Linked DNA regions of Homo sapiens: region 2 is linked to region 1. Evidence: read pairs that join two places in POLR2A ChIA-PET (ENCODE). Cell type or tissue: OCI-LY7. All regions are shown on one strand.

Evidence for each region. ChIA-PET counts read pairs that join two places held together with the same protein. Peaks named below come from ENCODE experiments on the same cell type or tissue, not always from the same donor. Only the 100,000 strongest peaks of a DNase experiment are listed, where the experiment ranks them.
Region 2: POLR2A ChIA-PET joins it to region 1 with 6 read pairs; 1 of 35 experiments calls an interaction of 5 or more read pairs at or near these places.

Annotation. Positions count from the first base shown.
Region 1 is chr4:143,419,449-143,421,948 of GRCh38, forward strand. The region is part of intron 2 of GAB1 (GRB2 associated binding protein 1); the gene reads left to right. Among named protein-coding and RNA genes, the nearest start is that of MIR3139, 77 kb to the left of the region's middle. In OCI-LY7, no CTCF peak of the experiment used is centred here; a DNase peak (open chromatin) is centred at 1,003; H3K4me3 peaks cover 2,366 bases; H3K27ac peaks cover 2,500 bases.
Region 2 is chr4:143,187,847-143,190,346 of GRCh38, forward strand. It overlaps USP38 (ubiquitin specific peptidase 38), which reads left to right. Exons shown (of 10, transcript NM_032557.6): 2 at 1-115. Among named protein-coding and RNA genes, the nearest start is that of USP38, 4.2 kb to the left of the region's middle. In OCI-LY7, no CTCF peak of the experiment used is centred here; no DNase peak of the experiment used is centred here; H3K4me3 peaks cover 2,500 bases; H3K27ac peaks cover 1,865 bases.

The DNA of each region.
Region 1 (2,500 bases):
ATATTTAGGTTGAGTGTAACTCTTGACTTGTGAACTTTTCATCTTTACAATATCCATGGTTGGGAAAGGGTTGTAAGAAAATTCACAGTATGATTAATCAGATTTCTTATATATAGTCTGTGAGTTGGCTACCAAGTACAGCTGTGTTAATCACAAGTCATTTTTATGTGTTCATTAATAGATAAAACAAGTATCTAAGGACTTTAATCTGCCAATACGTTCTACATTGAGGTCATGAGCTATATCTAAATGCAACTGCATTTATTTTTTAAATTCTATGATTGAGATTTTTCACAACTTCATCCTGGTTATTTCCCCAAATAGCCACATTTAGAAGTGTCTTAATATACTGTGTTGAAGTATTTGTTGAGTTTCTTGGAATAAATCTGTAAAGCATGAACAGTTCTTCATTATGTAGTATTAAGCAGCCAAAATCATACTTTATTCTGTAATTTTGGTTTTTGATCCATAATGGCGAAACTGCAAAAAGACTCTCAAAGTTTTTCAGCCATTTAAGTTCTAAATAGCAGAATACTGCTATTATCCTTTGTAATCATATTCATACAGTTTAATATGACAAGGTAAACATCAAAATGCCTTTGTTCTTCCACTGACTTGACTACCTGTTTTATATTCTCTTGTGTCCAAATAGATGTCACCACCAATCACTAAATAATAGTTGTTTTTGTTTTTATCTAGATCTGTCCCAAGCCTTCTGCTCTTCCTGTTTGAGAGAGCTGACTGTCCTACTGTTGGCTTGAAAATTAGCTAACAGCACAAGATAATTTTTTTACTATGCTAATTTCAGACTAGATGTGAGAAGAAATAGACCATTTCTATAGACTGGTTATCACAGTCTAAGAAAATAACTGTCCCCAGTCCCTGTGAGAATAACTAATTTTCCCCTGAAAACAAAAGGAAAAGGGAAAAATCTGACCTGTGTTTTGATTCCAGGAACCTCTCAAAATATCGTTACCATGTTATTTCCGCTGCCCCAGGTGACCACTGCTATTATTGAATACTGAAAGTGCTGGCAGGCTATATCTGTTTTTAAGTCCTAGCTCATTAAACTGTGTGTGGTTCCTATGAATGCTTTTCTTTAGTAGATTTGAGGGTAGAAACTAATTTTGTTTTTCTTGGAAATGTACAGATTTATTTTTGTTTCTGCAACACAAGGTGGAAGCTGTTAGATCTGCTAAACAAGTATTGGGAAGCAGCTCACTAACTTCATATAAAGGTCTCTAATCTAATTAGATGCAGGATTAGAAAGTTGCCTCTGAGTTGCTTTTCTCAAAATGCCCAGATCATAGTGGCTTAATAAAAAAAAGTACAATTCTCTGTTTGATATTCTCCCCTTGAGTCAAGTAGATATAAACTAACATGTAAGAATATACATACACTTCCTTTCCTGTAAAGCAATCTTTCTCAATTAGGGACTTTTTAAAATTTCTTTTTATTTACTTTTTTATTGAGGTATAACTTACTACTGTGAAGGGCACAGATCTTAAGTATACAGTTCAATGTAGTTTTATGTATTGATCTATATCTACATGTAGATACAGATGTCTGTGTAACTGCCCCTCAGATTAAGAATGGTACTCTTCCCCTCCCCTAGAAAGTTTTCTCATGCCTCTTTCCAATAAAGCCTCCACCCAAATTAACTTTTTTAAAAATTGCTTTTATTACTGTGGATTAGTTTGGCCTATTCTTGAACTTAGGAACCATTGAAACCATTATTTTTTCCAGTATTAAGCCTGTGAGATTCATCCATGTTGTAGCATGTAACAAGAGTTCTTCATTCCTTGTAGCATTTCATTGTGTGAATATATCACAAATTGTGGATCTATTCTAGTGTTGATTGATGTTTGGGTTGTTTTCAATTTTTAGTTAACACAAAGCTGTAGTGAACATTTCTTTATATGTCTTTTGATGAACATAAACACTTAGTTCTTTTGTGTATACACCCATGAGTATAATAACTGTGTTACAGTACAGACGTATATTTAGCTTTAATAGGTTTAACAGCTTTAGTTTTCCAAAGTTAGTGTACCAGTTGCCTACCTACCAGCAGCGTGTGAGAGTTTACTTTACATTCTCATCAATGTTTGATGTTGTCAGTCTTTAATTTTAGCTATTCTATTGGGTGTTAGTGGTATCTTGTGGTGTTAATTTGCATTTTCCTGAGAACCAATTCAACCAGAGAGTTTTTAGGTTTTTTTTCTTTTTCTTTTTTTCTTTTCTTTTCTTTTCTTTTTTTTTTTTTTTGCATATTTCCAAGCCACTGCTCCTGAGATCTTGATTTATTGAGTCTCCTGCGGTGGGGCCCTGTCACCTAGATTTCTAAAATTCCCCACAAGTGATTCTTAGGCCTTCAAACCTCTGGATAAGAATTATGGCATTTGTCAGCATTGCCTAAAGGTTTAATTTAAAGTCTCCAAGAATATTTCACAATCTACTAAAGAGGGAGTCATGACAAATAAAAAGTTTTTCTACTTGAAAC
Region 2 (2,500 bases), 230 kb before region 1:
TAGCATTGGCAAGCCTTGTGCAGCATATTCCTCTTCAGATGATTACAGTTCTCATCAGGAGCCTTACTACGGATCCAAATGTAAAAGATGCAAGTATGACCCAAGCCCTTTGCAGGTACTTCTTCATGACACTATTAATGGTAATTGTAGATTTGGGGAAGAGGAAGTATTTTGTATTTTGTGAGTAATGAAAAACTTACGAATGTTTAAAACTAAAATCATGGAATGACATATGTAAAGATTCTCCAAATAGATTGGAATTGTTTATAGCGTTGACAGGCATCCCAATAATTCACAAATCTATTTTCAATTCAACTTTTTTTAATTACCAAAATATACACACATATACACATATTATACACTCAGATGTTGATTGGATTATCAGTATACAGTATTTCACTGCCCATTATTGTTTCCTGCAACCTATTTCTTTCTTCTGCGTTTTTTTTTCTTTCTTCCTTAGTAAGTATATACTTTACTTTCTCTTTCAACCAGGCTCAATGTGTAATACACTCTTTGCCTTTGCCTGTTTGAATTTTTTTTCTTTCTCAGTTTTAAATAGATGATTTGGCAAGATACAGAATTCTAATTTGATAGCCATTTTCTCTTAGCATTTTAAAAATAATACTGTATTACCTTTGGGCATCTGTTGTTGCTCGTGGGAAGTCAGCTGTCAATCTGACTGTCATTCCTTTGTGAGTAGTCAGCTTGTCTGGAAACTTTTATGTTCTCTTTATCCTTGATGTTCTGTAATTTTATTCTTGCATTTCTAGGTATAATCTTAATATTATTTGCCCTTCTTAGCACTTTGGCACTTTTATTCAGTCATTCATTCATTTATTCAAACCACACTTACTGAGTACTTACCATGAGTGCCAGGCAGTGTTCAAAATGTCCTCAAACAAACTGATAAAAATATCTGCCTTTATAGGCTTGCATTCTAGTTGGGGAGGCAGACAGTAATTTAATAACACACTTCACTGATTCCAACATGTCTTCTAATTTCAAAGATGTTTAAATGTAGAAATGCCTAGTCATTCATGTCCTAGTTAAATTGGCACGGCTTTTCTTGCCTTAGTGGTATATAAGCTAATTATGCATCTTAAAATTGGTTTTGTTTTAGATTTGATTAAATATGATAAGTAAAATAATTTAGTATGTTAGATAGTGATACATGTTTGAAAAAAAAGCAGACAAAAAGAGGGATAGGAGTAGACAGGAAGGGGGACAGGTTGTGAGGAAGTGGTTTGCAATTTTAAATAAGATGGATGAAGAAGGCTTCACTAAGGTAACCATGAAGTGAAGACATGAAGGATGTGAAGTAGCAAACCTGTGGATATCTGAGGGGAAGAATATCAGTACTATTTTATAGTTCACTAATTTTCTCTTCAAAGGTGCTCATCTGTAGAGCTTACTTAGTTACTGAGTTTCTTTATTTCAATGACTATTTTTTTCTAATTGAGTTTTTTGTGTCTGTCTGTTCTTATTTAATACCTGCCTGTTTTTGTTTTTTAATTCTTTTCCTGCATGTGTGTGTATATTAAGCACATTTACATACAATATAAGGATTTGGACAAAATGGTTTCTGTGCCCCTGTTATAAAATTATAAGGTAACATATAAACTGAGCTATTCATATTGAGTTCTCAGCTGCATTTGTACTAACTTCACTCTCTGTAACACAAACTCTGGGGACTTTGATTTTCTCCACCGTATCCCCCTTTTCACTTCATTGTTTAAAAAGGTCTTCCTCTTCTAGCGTTTCTTCTTTCTTTTTGTGCTCTTAAACATAATTGAATCAATTTATCTGTAACTTTTACTTCCAGTTTCATACTATTCATTCCCTCTTTGACTTTCGAGATTTGTGAAGGTGCTTTGTACGTTTGAGAAAACTCTTATGTAAATGTTTTTCCTGTTGTGTGACCTCTACCCCCATTGCTTTTAATTTTGATGATCCCCTTGCTGTGTTTGATAATCTGTATTTTTATTCTCATCTCCTTGATATCTTTCTATTCATTGTTCTTGAAATTTTTGTCTCTGACACCATACTGTTAGGAATTTCTTTCTGTATCTATTCTTTTTATTTTCTTCCTTCCCATTATTATCATCACTTTATCAGTTCTGATCTGTATGTAGTTGACTTCCAAGTCTTTATGTGAAGTTCTCATTGTTCATTTATTTTTAAGAAACTGTTATCTTGTTCATCTCCTCATAATGTAACTCCTTCTGTGCCGTATTTAGCAGCAGCACACTTTTGTCAGTGTGACTGTAACAGCACTAAAGTGTCTTTCTCTTTGGGATGAATGTATTATAACTTCTATTTCCTCCTAGTAAAACACATTCAGAGAATTACAGATTTTACAGCTGGAAGTGAAATTAGAAATTAGTTGGTCCATCACTTTCATTGCATAGGGTAATAGTAGCAGATTTTCTTTACATGACATAAACTATTTAATACTCACCACAGTCTTTTGAAATAGGTACTGTTATTGGCCCCATCT